Regions from separate parts of the Homo sapiens genome. Here region 2 is linked to region 1. A link is a loop called in an ENCODE intact Hi-C map of the cell type or tissue named here. Cell type or tissue: mammary epithelial cell. All regions are shown on one strand. Each heading gives the region's core, and the rest is flanking DNA. Links, peaks and the distances in the headings are about the cores only. Region 1 has its middle 62 kb from the start of TBXT. Region 2 has its middle 17 kb from the start of MPC1-DT.

Region 1 (8,000 bases), core at 1-8,000:
TGGAATAATCAGAATGATAGTGGTGACCACAGGAAAAAACAGAAATTATTAAAAAGAGCCAAAATAAAAACTTAGACCTGAAAAACAAATAAACCAAAGTTAAAAATACACTGGATGAGTTCAATAGCAGAATGGAGAAAACAGAATAAAGTGTCAGATAATCTAAAGGTAAATCAATAAAAATAATCCAATCTGAAGGACAAAGAGAAACATTATTGAAAAAAATGACAAAATGCAGGAAACAATAAGCAGATATCAAAAGGTCTAAAATATGTGTCACTGAAGTTCCCGAGGATCAGAAAAAGAGATTGGTGCAGAAAAAACATTTGAAGAAATAATGGCTAAAAGTGTTCCCAATTTGGTGAAAGATATACTCAAAGAAACCAATTATAATCAAATTGTTGAAATCCAAATATAAAGAAAAATTCTTTAAAGCAGCTAGAGAAAAATGGCACGTCCAGGGAGATAATAATTTGAATGATTAGATGTCACATTAGGAACTGTGAAGACCAGAAGATGTTAAAACAACATATTTACTGAAAAAAAAGAACTGTCAATCCAGAATTCTATATTGAGCAAAAATATCCTTCAGGGACAAGCATGGTGGCTTATGCTTTGGGCAATGTTTTCTTAGATATGGCACCAAAAGCACAAGTAACAACAGCAAAATAAATAAATAAATTGTACTTCATTAAAATTTAAAACATTAGGCATCCAAAGACATCATCAAAAACACGGAAAGATAACCTATAAAACGGGAGAAACATTTGCAAATCATTTACTGCATAAGAGATTTGCAACTAGAATATATGAAGAACTCTAACAACTCAACAATAAAAGGTAGCCCATTTTTTTAAGTGGCCAAAGGATTTTAACAGCACTTTGGGAGGCTGAGGCAGGTGGATCACTTGAGGCTAGGAGTTCGAGACCAGCCTGGCCACCATGGCAAAACCCCGTCTCTACTAAAAATACAAAAATGAGCCAGGTGTGTTGGTGCACACTTCTAATCCCAGCTACTTGGGAGGCTGAGGCATGAGAATCACTTGAACCTGGGAGGCAGAGGTTGCAGTGAGCCGAGATTGTGCCACTGCACTCCAGCCTGGGCAACAGAGTGAGACTCTTTCTCATTCTCTCTCTCTCTTTAAGGAATTCAGGAATAAAGCAATGTCAAGATATTCTCAGATGAAAGAAAATAAGAAAACATCACCTGCAGACCCACTCTACGAGAAATGCAAAATGAAGTTCTTCATGCTGCAGAAAAATGACACTTGAGAGAAACTTGGCTTTTCAGTAATAAAGGGAAGTCAACGATAAATAGCTAGGATAATATTTTTTTCCTCTGAACTTCTCTCAAATACTTATGACTATTAAAATCAAAAATTATAATACTGCCTGGTGGGGTTTTCAATGTGTGTAGACATAATCTATGACATCTATAGCATACAGGTCAATGCGGGTGGTAGTGGTAGAGGGTCCAATATGTCTGCAAGTTTTCTTTGTTTTACTTAAAGTGAGACAAGTTAACTCTAAGTCAAATGTGAAAAATTAGTTATGCATATTTTAACCTATAGAGCAAACCCTAAACCATGTATAGGATGTAGCTGAAAAGTCCATAGATGAATTAAAATGAAATACTAAAAAAATTAAATTATCCAAAAGGAAGGAGGAAACGGGGATCCAGTAAACCAAAGTGGAGGGAACAAATGGAAAATAAGTAATAAAATGGAAGTCCTAAACCAACCATATTCGTACTTACAGTAAATGTTAATAGTCTAAACATGCTAATCAAAAGCCAGCGATTGTTGGCATGGATAAAAAATAATAGCATACTATATGCTGACTACAAGAGACATGCTTTAGGCCGGGCACAGTGGCTCACACCTGTAATCCCAGCACTTCGGGAGGCCGAGGCTGGTGGATCAACTGAGGTCAGGAGTTCAAGACCAGCCTGACCAAAATGGTAAAACCCCATCTCTACTAAAAATACAAAAATTAGCTCCGCGTGGTGGCAGGTGCCTGTAATTCCAGCTACTTGGGAGGCTGAAACAGGAGAATGAGAATCACTTGAACCCCGGAGGCAGAGGTTGCAGTGAGCGCTGGGCAACAGGTAAGACTCTGTCTCAAAAAAAAAAAAAAAAAAAAAAAAGGAAAAGAAAAGAAAGTAAAAGACATGCTTTAAATATGAAGACAAAGGTAGGTTGAAAGAAATGGACCAGAAAAGACATACCATGAGCAAATGACATGGATAAAAGGCTGGAGTGGCAAATGTAGTATCAGAGCGTTACTAGAGACATTTCATTATCATAATCATAAAGTGACAATTCGTCAAGAAGATTTAGCAATTAACTATGTGCATGTGCTTAATACACAGCCTTAGATACATAAAGCAAAATGAAAAGAACCAGGAAATACTGACAACTTCACAATTATAACTAAGAATTTTTTAATATATCTCTTTCTGCAATTGATAGAACAAATTGACAAAAAATCAGTAAAGACAGGGACGACCTGAACAACACAACCAACCACTTTTATCTCATTGCTATTTATAGAACACTACATTCAGCAACTGCAGAATACACATTTTTTTTCCAATGCACGTAATACATTTGCTAACACAGACAAGCTGGTGGACATAAAACAAGCCTCATTAAAAGCACTGAAGTCCTGCAAAGTATATTTTCTGAACACAATGGAATTTATTTAGAAATTAGTAACAAGATATCTAGAAAAACACTTTAAATATCTGACAATTAAAGAACACACTTCTAAATAGTTCATAGGCCAAAAATGAAATCAAGGGGAAACTAGCAAATATTTTGATATGCATGACAACAAAAATCCAACATATTAAAATCTGTGGGATGCAGCTGAAGCAATGTTTAGAGAGCTTTGTCACTTTAAATGCTGATATAAGGAATGTGAACTTGGGGATTGAGATTTGGAATTAGTAGTCATTTGCAGCCAGGTGTAATGGATCAACAAATACTTCACAATGAGAAAAAGCAGAAGCCAAACGTGCACCTCGAGAAACATCAGCTCTAACGAGAGCACAAGGATAGCAAGATAGGTACAGGAGAAGCAGGTGAGTGCAGTAAGTCCTATCAGCCTCTGACTTCATCCCACCAGCAATCGAGGCAAACAGGTTATTATCCTCATGGTATAAATACAGCCATGAGCCTGTAGCTGCAATAGTCAAAAAGGCCACACGATGGCGCGACAACACCAGCAAAGCTGCTTATGCCTTTGCATTTTTAATTTCGCCGTGTGAGTGCACCCTCCTCTGTGTGTGCACAGAATGTATCAATTTATTAAACCGCTTACACGTCCAACCAATACTCACTGAGCTGCTACTACATGCCAGGTACTGGGCTACTACTGTGAACAAGACAATTGCCTTCCCAGGAGTGGGGTTGGGGTATAGAAAAAAAAAGGAAGTCAAAAGGGATAATTTCAGAGTGTGGTAAAGGGTTTGAGAAAAACAGATGGAGAAGCAGAGAACTGGACCAAGGTATGGCACAACCACGTGGTCAGGACGACAAGAAGTGACTGCCCCTCACATCTTACTCATAACTGCAGTGGGACAAACTCCACGCCCACGTGGAGCACCTAGGTTCAAACTCACATTTACTGTTTCTGGTCAGCTTTCTGCACACTTCAGTAAACAACTTATTTTGCCTATCTGTGATTCTGACATTGTTTCTTATGTATGAATCCAATCTATCTATATATCTATCTACCTATCTATATATCCATCCCCCCATCGACCCATCCATCCATCCATCCATCCATATCCATCCACCCATCCATGTATCCATATCCATCCATCCATGCATCTATCCATCCATCCATCCATCCATATCTATCCATCCAGCCAGCCAGCCTTCCAGTCAGCCACCTAAGCAGTCAGTCAGCCAGCCAGCGGCCATCAGTTTGTCATCATCGATCTATTCTATGTCAGGTAGAACACTACTTTTCCGCATTAGCTACCCAATAACTTAGCTCCTGGGACCTCATTCTAGCTGAGGACCTACCTCCACCTGTGTCTGCTCCAGAACTGGAGTGGTGAGCACTCTGCTCTATTGTGTGCAGATTCTTCGAGGCAAGCAAAATTCAGAGTTTACCGATGGGTAAATTGGAATGGGTGCAGTGACAGGAGAATGGAGAAAAAGAAAGCATATTTAATGAATTGCAGGTGAAGAAACTGGGCTGTTATCTGGAGAGAGGAAACCTCAGGGTTGTAGGGGGAGATCAGGGAGAGGTGAGAGCCTTCAGAGTCTGGGGTGATGGTGCAGGGGCCAGGGAGGATCTCACAGGGCAGAGCAAAAGGAGCCATGGGAAGGCAGTGTGGATGGAATGAATAGGCGCTCCCCGACATCGGGCCACATAAAGGTGCGCTGAAGGGCACATGGGGCAGGGAGAGCCCACCGCCAGCACTGCAGGGCCTAGGGTGGCACCAGCCAGAGACACTGGCGGCAGTGGAGGAGACAGTGGATCGCTATTGAACCAGATAACTTTTTAGATTTCTTATGATTCTGAAATTCTCTGATTTCTTAAAAGAAATTGAGCCAGTCTGGAGAGAGTAGGAAGAAGAGTCAAGAAAAGACACCAAACAAGTTGGCAAAGTTGGAGTGAGGCAAGAAAGTACAAAATGGAGTCACGAAGCCCAGGGCAGCAGGCTTGTGGGGTGCTTAGAGGTTCTTGGTGATGTCAAGGTTGACAAACAGAAGACAGAGCAATGCCTCAGCTATAGCAATGGTCACCGGACCTCTGGGTTTCCACACAAAGGAGGGTTAGAGCCAGACTGCGAGGGCTGAAGAGAGAGAGGATGGTGCAGGGGGTAGACAGGGGCCTGCTCTTCGTTAACTTGTGCATGCGGCAAAGGAACAAGATAGACCTGGATGATGAGCTGGCAGGAAGGTGCAAAGGTGTGTTTATCTGCATATTTGTTTGTTTGTTGTTTAAGTATTTTGCAAGCAATGTACTTAGCAGAGTAGATTGTCAGGGAGATGTGTTTATCTGCATATTTGTTTGTTGTTTAAGTATTTTGCAAGCAATGTACTTAGCAGAGTAGATCGTCAGGGAGATGTAAGTGACCACTGGAGATGCAAGCAACGTGGAAACATTCAATCTCTCAAGAAGAAGCCTGGGGATAGCATGGGGTATTATGTCAACATCAGATCTTGGCAAAGCAAAGGTCTGTCTGGGATGTTACCATGGCAAGATCGAGGGAAAAGGCAGCTGAGAAGCGAGTGAAGAAGGGACTTGGAATGTAAAACAGAGCTGAGCCTGCATTTCAGCCCTGGCTCAACTTCTTCCAATTGTGGGATCTTGGACAAGTCACATAAGGAAAGGAATCTATGTTTCTTGTTTGTCAGATAATCAAATGATTGCTGCTATTTATTGTTTATTAAGTCTCAGCCCTACACGAAGTAAGTGCTTTTTATGTATCAGCTCAAGAATTCTTCTATTAACAACTCTATGGAGCTGGTGAAAGGATTTCCCAAGGTCACAAAGCTGATGGATGCCTGTTCCTCTAACAACTAGGATTCAGGGCCTCCTTAGTTATTTGCCTTTCACAGTTGTTGCAAAAATTAAGAAATAACAAATATTCAAAGTTGTCATTCTTATAGTGGGATCATGGCCTTCCATAATCTGACAAATATGCCTCTATTAATGTAGCCCAACATTTTCAGTAATTATGCTTTCTAGTAAACAACTGTTACACTTCAAGGGCATTTGGTTGATTTTAAAAAATCTATGCAACAAGTTTCTTGTAAATCACTTAAAAAAAAAGGAAATGGAATTATTCATTATTAATGTGTGTGATGCCCTCTCATATTTTAAGCAGACTCTGAATAAAGTGCCCTTAGTGGAAAAGAGAATTTTACTACTGCTAACCTGAAATCTTACCTCAGCCTCCACCATTTTTTAAAAAATTTGTTTTGTTTTCTTTCAGTCTTCTGACAATGCAATATCTTTCTTCTAAGGTTATTCCCTGAGCCTTCATCTCTGTGTTTGAGAACTGACAACATTTAAACTCTGCCTCCTTTTCTTCCTCTTGGTACTCAAAGCTGGGATCAATATATCTCTCTCATTGACCCATGTTTTTAGAAGCCTTGTGATCCTGAGCAGTGCACACATTATCTCAAATACTGCAAGACCTTGAAGTTGGACCATTTCTGGGTGATATAGTTTGGATGTCCCCTCCAAATCTCATGTTGAGATGTAATCCTCAGTATTGGAGGTAGGTCCTGGTGGCAGATGTTTGGGTCATGGGAGTGGATTCCTCATGAATGGCTTGGTACTATCCTCCCAAGTGTGAGTGAGTTCCTGTGAGATCTGATTGTTTAGAAGCATATGGTACCTCCCCCTCACCCTCTCTTTTGCTCCTACTCTTGCCATGTGAGACTTGTGCTCACACTTTACCTTCCACATGATTAGAAGCTTCTTGAGGCTTCTCCAGAAGCCAAGCAGATGCAATCACCATGCCTCCTGTATAGACTACAGAACCATGAGCCAATTAAACTTTTCTCTATAAATTACCCAGCTTCAGGTACTTCTTTATAGCAATGTGAGAATGGGCGAACACAGAAAATTGGTACCAAGGAGTGAGGTGTTGCTATAAAGATACCTGAAAATGTGGAAGCAACTTTGGAATTGGTTAATAGGCAGAGGATGGAAAAGTTTGGAGGGCTCAGAAGAAGAAAGGAAGATGAGGTAAAGTTTGGAACTTCTTAGAGACTGGTTAAATGGTTGTGACCAAAATGCTGATAGTGATAATAACTTGGCTGTATCGTGTTCATGCCCCAGGGATTTATGGAAGTTTGAACTTAAAAGTGATGACTTAGGGTATCTGGAGGAAGAAATTTCTAAAGCAATAAAGTGTTAAACATGTGACTTGGCTGCCTCTAACCTGGCTGCTTCTAACAGCCTATGCTCAGATATGGGAGCAAAGAAATGACTTAAAGTTGAACGTTATATTGAAAGTGGAAGCAGTGTGTAAAAGTTTGGAAAATTTGTAGCCTGGCCACATGACAGAGAAAGAAAAAGCATTATCAGGAGAGGAATCAAAGTGGGCTATGGAGCAACCACTTGCTAGAAAGATTTGCATGACTGAAAGGGAGCAAGGTGCTGACAGCCAAGACAATGGAGAAAAGGCCTCAAAGACATTTCAGAGTTGTTCTAGACAGCCCCACCTATCACAGGTCCAGAGGTCTAGGAGGGAAGAATGGTTCTGTGGGCTAGGCCCAGGACCCCAGTACCCTACACAGCCTTGGGACACTGGTCCCCACATCCTGGCTGCTCTGGCTGCTGTTATAAAGGGCAGGAGCCATAAGCCTTTGTGTTTCTGTGTGGTGTTAAGCCTGAAGGCACACAGAATGTAAGACTGAAGAATGCTTGGCAGCCTCCCCTTAGATTTCAATGGAGGTATGGAAAAGTCTGGGTTCCTGGCAGAAGTCTGCTGCAGGGGTGGAGCCCTCACAGAGAGCTTTTACTAGGGTAGTGTCAAGGGGAAATGTGTGGTTGGAGACCCCACAAAGAGTCCCCACTGGAGCACTGCCTGGTGGAGCTGTGGGAAAGAGGCTCTGTACTCCAGACCCCAGTATGGTATATCCATCAGCAGCTTGCACCCTGCACCAGGAAAAGCTGCAGGCACTCAACTCCAGCCTGTGAGAGAAGCTGTAGGGGCTATGCCCTGTAAAGATACAGGGATGGAGCTACTCAAAGCGTTGGGAGACCATCCCTTGCACCTGTGTGCCCTGGATGTGGGACATGGAGTCGAATGAGATTATTTTGGAGCTTTAAGATTTAATGACTCTCCTGCTGGCTTTTAGGCTTGTGTGAGGTCTATAGCCCTTTTCTTTCAGCCAATTTCTACCTTTTGGAACAGGAATATATACCCAATTCTAGTACTCCCATTGTATCTCAGAAGTAAATAACTTCTTGTGATTTTACAGACTCACAGGTGGAAGGAACTCATCTGGACATGGGACTTT
Region 2 (11,672 bases), core at 1,476-9,475, 290 kb before region 1:
GGCTCTGAGAGTGCCAAGCTGGAACACCACACACTCTGCCTCCACCCTGTCACTCACCACCACCAGCCCCAGGTCTCACCCGTGTCAGTCCACTAAGCCCCTCCCCTTCACCACTCTGCAGGGAGGGCCAGGCACACTGAGCACTCCCGGACCAGGCCCAGGGGCCCTCCTGAGCCTGACAACCTCCTTGTGTCAATTGTAGGAGGTTTATGGAGCCCACACTTGCCACTGTCATTACCAGTTTGTCACCAGCAAGGACCATCGGGGGAGTAGCTGGCTCAGGCCACATCAGCTCGGCGTGATCTGCTGCTCAGATCTCTAGGGAAGCCAGCTCAGGGGGTGAGGGTGGGAGGGCGGAAGGCTGGATCTTCACAATAAGGGGCCAGGGCAGGGCCAAGCACCATTTATGGGCACTGCCACTGCCAAGATGCTGGGGTTGCGGATTTCAGGTTTCAGCTGTGGCACAAATGGACAGTGTGTGAGCCTTGTTCACTGACCCTGCTGCCTTTACCTCTGCTACTCCCAGGGCCCAAAAGCACCGGTGTCAAAGACAAGCCAGGGGTCCCTGGTGACCCTTGTGGGGCCTTTAAGGTGAGGAGCTGGAGGTGCAGAGGAGAGTGTAAAAGACTAAAAGGGTGGAGCGTGTACCCCCAGCACGTGTCCGTACAACAGACTGATTGTGCAGATCTCTGCTTCTGAGTTTAGCCTTAGAATGATCTGGTGTTAATTCTCACCGCAACCTCCACCTCTCGGGTTCAAGTGATTCTCCTGCCTCAGTCTCCCAAGTAGCTGGGATTATAGGTGCCTGCCACCATGTCTGGCTGATTTTTGTGTTTTAGTAGAGATGGGGTTTCACCATGTTGTCCAGGCTGGTCTCGAACTCCTGACCTCAGGTGATCCACCCGCCTCGGCCTCCCAAAGTGCTGGGATTACAGGCATGAGCCACTGTGCCCGGCCTAATTCTAGATTTATCTGGACTCTTAAGTCATGTTTCATTTATACTTTTTCCACTTAATTTTATGAATATGAAGCTTCATAAAATAATGCAAAAATTAATGCAAGCCAGACATTAATTTATACAATATCACCACGAGCCCAACAGTCTCACACATTCTACTGCATTTGGCACCCATCTGACATTGAGTTTTCTTCAGCTTCCTCTTTCAGCATGACAGTAATTAAATTATCTATTTTGTACCAAGTATTTATAAAGCTGGAAACTAGATATGCACCTGAAACTATAATTCATTTTGTAAGTATTGGAATTAACTCCAGTTCTGCACCTGAAACTATAATTCATTTTGTAGTATTGGAATTAACTCCAGATCTGCACTTGACTTCAGCACTGACTCAGTTTCTTTGTCCAGTCTCTCCTAAGAACAGAATGCCCCTCAGTATCCGCTGTAAGAAGCACAGTGACTGAGTTAACTACTCGTGCCCTTGTGGGCCATCTACTGATTCATGGTAGGTGCGGCCCTAGTCACAGAAAGGAGCGTTTTAGCAAGGCTCCTGCGTGATTCTGATAGGATTGCCCAAACACAGCACCTGCCCAGTGAAACGCCATCTGCTACGGACTGAATGTTTGTGCCCACCACCAAGTTTGTACGTTGAAATCCTCACCCCCAAAGGAATGGTATTAAGGGGTGGGGCCTTCGAGGAGTGATTAGATCATGAGGATGGCATCTTCATGAATGGGATTAGTGACCCGATAGGAGAGAAAGAGACTGAAGCTCATTCTACTCTCTACCATGTGAAGATACTGCTAGCAGTCAGCAGTGTGAAACCAGGAAGAGGGCCATCACCAAGACCCAAACATGAGGGTGTCTTGATCTCGGACTTCCAGTCTCCAGAACTGTGAGAAATCAGTGTTCTCCTAGATGCCTCCAGGGAACATGGGCAAGAGTCTGACCCACTGGCCGGGTGCCCCATCGCCTGCCAGCCCCCTTCCCATCATATCAACGGGTGTGTCACTGCTTTTCAATCCAGCTCCACACCCAGTAATCTGTCCTCAATTCTCCACATTTCCCTGAAGATGTGTTGCTTTCTCATATCAATTTCTATATTAGTTACGGTTCCTTGGTTACAAGCAATAGAAAGTAACTATCCTAATCAAACAAACGAAATGTATTACAAAGTAAAGTAGTTAAGATTAAGTTTCAGGGGTGAAGAAAGATTGGTTAATAGGCACAAACATGCAGTTAGGTAGAAGGAATAAGTTCTAATGTTCAATAGCAGAATACAGTGACTATAGTTATCAACAGTGTATTGTATGTTTCAAAATAGCTAGAAGACTTGAGACGTTCCCAACATATAGAAATAATAAATACTGCAGGTGATGGATACCCTAAATCCTCTGACTTGGTCATAACACATTCTGTGCATGCAACAAAACACCACACCTACCCCATAAGTGTGTATGAATATGTATCAGTAAAAACATGGAAACAACCCAGATATCCACCAGTGGATTCATGGAGAAACAAAATGTGCTATCCATGCAATGGAATATTATTCAGCCACAAAAATAAACGGAGTGCTGATAAATGCTCCAACATAGGTGAGCCTTGAAACACTACACAGTGAAGGAAGCCAGACACAAAGGCCACATGTGGTGTGATTCATTTACATAAAATGTCCAGGACAGCAAATCCACAGAGACAGAAAGCAGATTGGTGGTTGCCAAGGAGAACATTAGTGGAGAGGGAATAGATAGTGACTGATAATGGGTGTAAAGTGTTTTTTTTGGTGGGGGTGCCAAAAATGTTCAAAAATTAGAATGTGATGATGGTCACACACCCTGTAAACATACTGAAGGTGGTACATTTCAAATGGGTAAATTGTATGGTATGTGAATTATATCTCCATAAAACGATTAACCATTCCCTGAAAAAAGATTAGGTTTCACTGTGAGCAGCAGGAAGCCCAAAGTGACAGCAGCCTTCTGAGGTCTAAGTTTGTAGATCTCTCAGGCGAGCCTCAGGGCAGGCTGGATGGCAGCCCAGCTCCTCTGAGCCCTCCCGGTCCCAAAGGACCTCTAACTCACAGGCCTCATCTTCATGCTTCCAGATGCCAGCATCTGCATTCCGGAAAGCCTGCTGGATGAGGCGACAAAGGAAGGTGAAAGAAAGGGTGTGGAGCAGCTAACTCTAAGAATGGTTCCTGAGAGAGAGAGAGAGAGAGAGAGAGAGAGAGAGAGAGAGAGAGAGAGAGGGAGGGGGAGGGGGAGGGGGAGGGGGAGGGGGAGGGGGAGGGGGAGGGGGAGGGGGAGAGGGAGAGGGAGAGGGAGAGGGAGAGGGAGAGAGAGTCATCTCATGGGGCCACCTTTGTATATGCAGTCAGTCACTGACCGAAACATTGTGTCGTGCATGACTGTATATATCTATATCTATACAGATAGACAGATAGATAGATAGATAGATAGATGCATATACAATGGTGGTCCTATAGGATGACAATACCATATCATATTTTTACTGTACCTTTTCTATGTTTAGATATGTCTAGATACACAAATGCTTATCATTGTGTTACAGTTGCCTACAGTATTCAGCACAGTACCATGCTGCTTAGGTTTGTAGCCTGGGAGCAATAGGCTACACCATAGAGCCTAAGTACACAATGGGCTATACCATCTAGGTTTGTGTAAATGCACTCTCTAATGTCGACACAGTGATGAAATTACCAGAACGTGTTTCCATCATTCAGTGATGCATGAAAGAGAGAGAGTGTGTGTGTGTAGCTAACGCAGTTAGACTGTGTTTAGCTTGCAGAAAGTGAGGCAATTTGGCTGTTATCTGGGCCTGATATTTTCACACCAAATCATACATGCCAGCAGATACATGGCAAGGTCCCGGGCAGCTTGGTCATTTTAAAGGACCTCAGAATTTCTTCCACCGTAACTCCATTTACTCTCAACAGCCTCCCACTCAGATACCTGGTGCTAAGTACTGTCATCAGGTTTCAGTGCCGTTTTGGTCAGAGATGTCCAACAGACAAATCCTGCGTAATCCTTTCCATTTCAGCTCAGACATTATTACCTCCATACAATCCGGACTGCCCTTTATACAGCCTCATACCGGATCGAGGAAGAGACTGAAGTGAAATTGTTCTTGTGTGCGCCTCTCTCCCCCTAGCCTGGAGCACCCCTGAGAGTTGCAATCCTTTTCTTCTTTCTATGCCTGGCCCGGTGCTGGGCACAAATCATTATTTGTAAATGAGTGAATAGGTGGGGACTGGGCTGGAATTTACGAGTTCCCTGTTCAGCGTCCACTACGCATGTGGCCATTCAAAATTCTACATGGGGCCTCGGGTGGCTGGGGTGGCCTTGTTGAACGTGGCCTGTTAACTATATAAATTCACCTCTTTATTTTTTTTTTTTAATTGAGACGGAGTCTCGTTCTGTCGCCCAGCCTGGAGTGCAGCGGCACAATCTCAGCTCACTGCGACCTCCTCCTCCCGGGTTCAAGTGATTCTCCTGCCTCAGCCTCCTGAGTAGCTGGGATTACAGGCGCGTGCCACCACACCTGGCTAATTTTTGTATTGTTTAGTAGAGATGGGATTTCACCATGTTGGCCAGGCTGGTCTTGAACTCCTGACCTCAGGTGATCCGCCCTCCTTGGCCTCCCAAAGTGCTGGGATTACAGGCGTGAACCACCACCCCGGCATAAATTCATCTCTTTTCCTTCTGGAAACTTCACTACGTTGCGGGACAAGTAAGTTCTGTGTGTTTGCAATTGTTACAAAATGCCAGCAGAGGGCAGTGCTTGTACAGCTAGACCTGCAGGCCATGCAGAACGCGCTCAGCCCTGCAGCTCTGGGAGCCCTCTCAGGACCCGTGCACTGCGATGGCCAGAGCCCCCATGGGTCACCGGTCAGACAGGGTCCTGCCACTGGCTCCTCATACAGCCCAGGGCAAGCGATTGCCAACCTGAAGTTCACAACAGGACCAGGAGTCCGTGGGCTCCATCAGTATTAAGAAAAGCTGATGAAGGCCAGGCGCTGTAGCTCACATCTGTAATCCCAGCACTTTGGGAGGCCAAGGCAGGCAGGTCACTTGAGGTCAGGAGTTCGAGACCAGCCTGGCTACCATGCTGAAACCCTATCTCTAATAAAAATACAAAAAAAGCCGGGCATAGTGGTGGGTGCCTGTAATCCCAGCTACGCGGGAGGCTGAGGCAGGAGAATCACCTGAACCCGGGAGGCAGAGGTTACAGTGAGCTGAGATCACACCACTGCACTCCAGCCTGGGTGACAGAGCCAGACTCTGTCTTCAAAATAAAAAAGAAAGAAAGGAAGAAAAGTTGATGAGAATCATAAGTTCACACACCGTAAACCTGCAGAGGTGAAAAGTCATGTCTATTTGAGTTTTGTTTGGTTTTATATTAACCCAGTATACTAACACTGGATGTCTCACATGAAGGAGAAATTTAAATGTCTCCTTTAAACTGTCCTCTTTAGAGGGGACAAACATGTTACATAATAAATACTTCCTTATAAGACAAAGTCTTTATATAACAGGTCTGTTAGGAAAAAACTTAACTTTACAAAGGATCTTCAAGGGTGAAAGTGGTTGTGAATCAGTGACTCGGGTAATAAGAAGAGAGTCTTAGGCAATGTGTCTGAAATGAAGCCCAGCAGCTGTATTTCACAGCATCACGTAAGACTCTGTCGATCCACTCTTATTTTTTTTTTTTTTTTTTTTTGAGACGGAGTCTCCCTGTCACCCAGGCTGGAGTGCAGTGGCGCAATCTCGGCTCACTGCAAGCTCCGCCTCCTGGGTTCACGCCATTCTCCTGCCTCAGCCTCCCGAGTAGCTGGGACTACAGGCGCCTGCCACCACGCCCGGCTAATTTTTTGTATTTTTAGTAGAGATGGGGTTTCACCGTGTTAGCCAGGATGGTCTCGATCTCCCGACCTCGTGATCTGCCCGCCTCGGCCTCTCACAGGGATTACAGGCGTGAGCCGCGTGCCCGGCCTGAAGAAGCACTATTTAATACCACCTGCAGCGCAAAGGTGACTGAAAACAAGAAAGTGCTGTCTCTAGCTGGGGCTTCCTCGAGCTTCTGCCCGCTGTGCGCTGCACGTTGCCACCTGGATGTGAGACAGCACTTCACACCGGCCCTTCCAATCCTGCGTCCACATCTTCACCCAACCTCCGCCTGGACATGCTACTGCTCCTTCATTCCCTAACTCCGCTGAGACATTCCCATACATGCCATTTGCAAGTGATAAATCCCAAGATCCTGGGGTCCGAAGCTTCCGTCTTACCCCCCAGCACACCGTCAGCGGTCAGATCCTAACAGGTGTTCCCCTGCAGAGTTCTTGACTGTGCGCTTTTTCCCCATTCCCATCACCTCCAGCTTGTCTCTGCAATCGACACGTCTCATCCAGGCAATTGTAGTAACCTCTTGGCTGGCATCTTGCCACCACGTTGCCTCTCTCAATCTCTTCACATAGCAGCTTAAAATTCTGTCAGAAAATAATTGTGCCCGTATCACCTGACTATGTTAAACAACAACAACAACTTCAGCAGCTCTTGTTCTTCAAGAGAAAAATCGAAAACTCTGGGCTCTTTGGTCCAGCATACAAAGCCCCTGTGACCTTGGCCACATCAGCTCTCTTTGGTGAATCTCTAGGCACACCCACCTTAAAGGTATGCTCTCACGCTGTGCTGTCTGACTTGCTAGCCACTAGCCATATTTGGTATTTAAACTACTTACAATTTAAATTACTTGAAATTCAATAGAATTTAAATTTTAATTGTGTGGCCACACTCTCCACATTTCAAATGCTCGATAAGCAGGCTGCTGGTACATGAAAGTCCACAAGCAGGAGCTTCTGGACATTGGCAGCTAGACCTGCTTCAGCCACCCTGGTCACAGCGATCATCCTGCTCCCTGGCTTGCAGAGGTGGCTCGATGTGGCTACCACCTCCCTGCAAGTCTCACATGGATAGCTGCTCAGGAAAGCTCAAGTCACAGGGGAAATTAATGCTTCAAGGAAGTTTGAGATTCCAGCTTTCAAATAGCTTGAGTACAAAAAACCCATCTGTCCTATCCACCACACTCCAGCCTGCAGCCGCTCAAAGTCTCCACACAACTTTCTTCCTATTGTTCACCTCCAAAGTAACAGTGATGGCAGCCATGACATCCCCACCCAAATAACACAGCTGCTCTTCACAAACAATGAAAACATGCACATCGTCTCCCAAAGACAAAACCCAAGTCTCACCAGTCTCTCTTTACAGCCCTGGACAATCTTTCTCTTCCAGTCCAGTTCAGACTGAACACCTATAAACCATGAGCAACGCAGGAAGTTGGCCACCATCAGCACAATCTATATAAGGTAACAGGGAAATGGGGGTGGTGGAAGAAATCAGTTCCTCTAAGGCCCAGGATGAAAATGTGAATAGCTACTGTCATGGGTTGAATCAAGGTTTCACCCCTCCAAAAAAAATTATCCTGTTGAAGTCCTAACCCCAGTACCTAAAAATGTGACCGTCTTTGGAGACAGGGCCTTTACTAAGGTAATCAAGTGATGATGAGGTCATTGGGGTGGGGGGACCTAATCCAGCATGACTGGTGTTCTTATGGAAAGGGACATCTGGACACAGAGAGGGACATACACACAGGGAGGACGATGTGAAGAGACACAGGGAAAAGGTGGCCCTCTATAAGCCAAGGAGACAGGCCTCAGGAGAAATGTGCCCTGCCAGCACCTTGATCTTGGCCTTCCAGCCTCCAGGGCTGTGAGAGCAGCCTGCTGTTTAAGCTGCCCACCTGTGGGACTTTGTGATGGCAGCTGCAGGAAGCCAACACAGCTGGCACAGCCCTCAGCCCCTGTGCAGGTCCCTGTACCCGTGATGTTCCCAGCTGCCCCTCTCACACCGTCCTCGAACCTGGCCCCAGAGCTGCTTGGGAATCTTTGTCTGTATTTCCCTGTGGTCCCAGAAGGTGGAGGGCCCCTGCCCTTGGGTTGCTGCTGTCTTCTGTTAATGTTTCCCCACTGGGCTGGTGGTGCGGGGGTGCTTCCTCCCTGCCGCATGGAGGAACAGTGCCCTGACATCCCCCTTGCCAGTCAGGAGAGGCCGCCCCATGGTGTGGCCCCTGCCTGTGATGGCACAGTCTTGAGAGCCAGGGTGGCGGAACAGCATTGGTGTCCCTAGGGGAAGCATTCCCCCAGCAGGGCCCCGGAGCACAGAGAAAGGAAATAGTTTCTTGGCAAGTTGTTGGGTATCAATGTGAGTAATTCCACTATCACGTACAGTCCTTCAATCTCCACTTGTAGAGTCTGCAAGGGGAGAAAAGGCACCAGATAGTACAGTGGCTCAGAGCATGCACTGCTCAACCAGGATGCACCCCAGTCCCACCAGGGCTGTGAGGACCCCTCAGTAGGCCGCATCTCATTCTAAAGAGGCACAGTTCCTGAACATGGTGAGACCCATGAATCCTGGAAGTATCAGCCCATTCATTCCCTTGCTCCAGGTTTGGGCAGTTGGGACGAAGTAGCACATAAGGGGTGGCTTAAACAGCACACATGGACTCCTTGCCATCCTGGAGGCTGGAAGTCCAAGCTCATGGTGCCAGCAAATGTAGGTCCTGGTGAGGGACATCTTCCTGGCTTGAAGAGCCACCTTCTCACTGTGTCCTCCTATGGCAGAGAGAGATGGCTGTAGGAAGAGGTTTCTCTTCCTTTTCTACAAGGGCACTAGTCCCATCATGGGGCCCCACCCATATGATCTCATCTAAACCTAACCCTCCCCAAAAAGGCCCCACCTCCAGACACCATCACGCAGGGGGCCAGGTCTTCAGCACATGAATTTTGGGAGGACCCAGATACTCAGCACATAACACGTTGCTGTGAGGTTCCTGGTCAGAAACAATACTGTGTGATTACCATGTGGAGAAGCACCGAGTTAACCCACAGGTGTTACTGGAGCAGAAGCAGCATGTGGTCCACATACTGGGGTCCACACATGTACAGAGCTCTCTCCAGACCAGACCAGGCCTGGGGGACCCTCCTACTCATCCAGTCAGCGAGGGCCCCTTCCTTGCTGAGGCCACAGGGAAAGTGCAGTGGGAGGTTCTCCAGGGGCCTGGGCACCTGCTTACACAGCACACACCTGTGCTTGCCCCTCACCCCCACCCCCGCCCCCACCCCCGCCCCCAGCCACTGGATATCACCTATCCACTTCCGCCTCCTGAGGGACACCTGCTGGATATCACCTATCCACTTCCGCCTCCTGAGGGACCCCTGCTGGATATCACCTATCCACTTCCGCCTCCTGAGGGACCCCTGCTGGATATCACCTATCCACTTCCGCCTCCTGAGGGACCCCTGCTGGATATCACCTATCCACTTCTGCCTCCTGAGGGACCCCTGCTGGATATCACCTATCCACTTCTGCCTCCTGAGGGACCCCTGCTGGATATCACCTATCCACTTCCGCCTCCTGAGGGACCCCTGCTGGATATCACCTATCCACTTCTGCCTCCTGAGGGACCCCTGCTGGGTACATCAGCTCGTTGGCTGGGCGAGTCCGAGAGCAGCATTTTGTGAAGGGCAGGCAGGACACTGGGGTCCCCGGACCAGGCATTTAGTCTTCCAGGGCCCAGGAGAAATACATTTCTCAAAAAGAAAACAGCTGTTTGCCTAAAGGGCATGATTTTCCAAAATCTCAGAGGCTGACCATGTGGTTCCCATATTGGAGCTGGTCGTGGATGCTGGTGCCTCCACCATGCAGACGCTTCAAGCTTCCTTGTCCTTGCAGGTGACAGAGTTGCTCCAAGCTCAAGTTTTAGCCGAACCCTCATACTAGCCTCCCTCCCTGAGGCTACTAGGACATGCGGGGCCCTTTGTTCTGCTGCCTCCTCTGCCTGGAGCACCTTTCCCATGCCTCTGCCTCTGCTCCTGATTTAGATGTCACCTCCTCAGAGAGGTGCCCTGATTATCCTGTCCACAAGAGCGACCTCACCCACCATCAAAGGTCGGCTCCCTCCCAGCTCTCTGCCACTGGCCCTTCTGTCATTAGCATAATTTTGGATGCAGTAATTCTCTCTCTCTCCCTCCCTTTCTTCCCCCACCCACCTCCCTCTCTTTTAGCCTATTTCTCCAGTTGGAATGTGAGCACTGCAGATGGCTTATCTGTTTGTGTTTTCTTGAACTCCAGATACACTCAGGCAACGGGCAGGCCCTTGGCAGGGCTGTGGGCTGGATGAAAGGCGGCGCGATTGGCCATGAGTGAGAAAACACAGACACGCGTGTGAGCCACATGAAAGGTCTGAGCTGAGCTGGACTTCTTAGGAAAAACTTCCTCCTCCTCTTGCTCCCACCTCTCCCACCTCAAAAAACCACTGGAAAACTTGAATTTCCACACACAGGACTGGCAGGGCATGAAAGTAGAAAAATGTATACACTTCGGCAGTCACAGGTTAAAACTGTGGATCCAGCTGGGCGTGGGGGCTCATGCCTGTAATCCCAGCACTTTGGGAGGCTGAGGTGGGCAGATCACGAGGTCTGGAGTTCGAGACCAGCCTGGCCAACATAGTGAAACCCCGTGTCTACTAAAAAGACAAAAAAAAAAATTAGCCAGGCATGGTGGCGGGCACCTGTAATCTCAGCTACTCAGGAGGCTGAGGCAGGAGAATCGCTTGAACCGGGAGGCGGAGGTTGCAGTGAGCCAAGATCACACCATTGCATTCCAGCCCGGGTGACAGTGCGAGACTCCGTCTAGAAAAAAAAAAAATTGTGGCTCCAGCCATTATGAACTGTGTGGGGACAAATCAGCATCTTAGGAGCTTGATGACTTGAAACGTGACATGCAGTGAAGGCAAACTTCTTCCTCCTCCTGAGAGATGTCAGGGCTAGGGAGCTGTGAAACGAATGGAACAGAGCCAGTGCCCAGCCAGCCCCAGTTCCCTCTCTCCTTCTGGGGACTTGTTGACAGTATCTCGTTACTATTGCAGGCAATGTCCCCTTCTGCTGAATGATCCAAGGACACCAAACTTTGCCTGATCGACAGGGGAGGCTGCTAAGCTGCACCTGCTCCCTGTAAGAGTGGAGTCAGGCCAAGGCATAGAGGCACACAAATACTAGCTTTCAGACTTGCTAGGACTACGTCCAGTCTCATCACAGCTGTCCACGTGGAAGTCTCTTTGAGGTCAAGCAAACAAATTCAACACAGTCAAACTTTAAACCATTCTGTGGGTGAAAGGTTTCTGAAGAATAGACAGATCTTATTCTGCAGTTTAATGTTTCTGGCTAATCTATGTAATTGTGTTATATAGCGCATTCACCTCAACTATGCCACACTTCAGCAGGCTACTCACTCCCTCTCTCATATCACATTTAGAAATGGGTCCAGAGAGGCCTGGACAACACCCTGAGAATGCAAAGTTTTCCACTCAAGTTCCAACCACTGGGATGGGCGATAGCCCTCTGCTAGGGCTGGTCTAGGTGCTCCCTCCCTGGGTATCAGCTGAATTCTACCTGGTGTTGGCAGTGCGGTGTTCCAAAGCAAAGTCCCACAGATACTGTACTTTCCCAAGCACACAGATTCTCTCTGAACCACAGGGCAGCTGCCAGGGGATAGGGGAAGAGCGGTGTAGACAATTCAAAGCTGTCTTTCCTACTTTTTTACCAATATAAACTTAAAACCAGGTATTGTGAATACT

Evidence for each region. Peaks named below come from ENCODE experiments on the same cell type or tissue, not always from the same donor. Only the 100,000 strongest peaks of a DNase experiment are listed, where the experiment ranks them.
Region 2: it touches region 1 in a loop (11-fold over the local background); 2 of 110 quality-filtered maps call a loop at or near these places.

Annotation. Positions count from the first base shown.
Region 1 is chr6:166,101,484-166,109,483 of GRCh38, reverse strand. No RefSeq gene overlaps it. Among named protein-coding and RNA genes, the nearest start is that of TBXT, 62 kb to the left of the region's middle. In mammary epithelial cell, for the core only: a CTCF peak has its summit at 3,211 (motif pointing right); no DNase peak of the experiment used is centred there.
Region 2 is chr6:166,394,076-166,405,747 of GRCh38, reverse strand. No RefSeq gene overlaps it. Among named protein-coding and RNA genes, the nearest start is that of MPC1-DT, 17 kb to the right of the region's middle. RefSeq lists an enhancer at 5,507-6,011. In mammary epithelial cell, for the core only: a CTCF peak has its summit at 4,750 (motif pointing right); no DNase peak of the experiment used is centred there.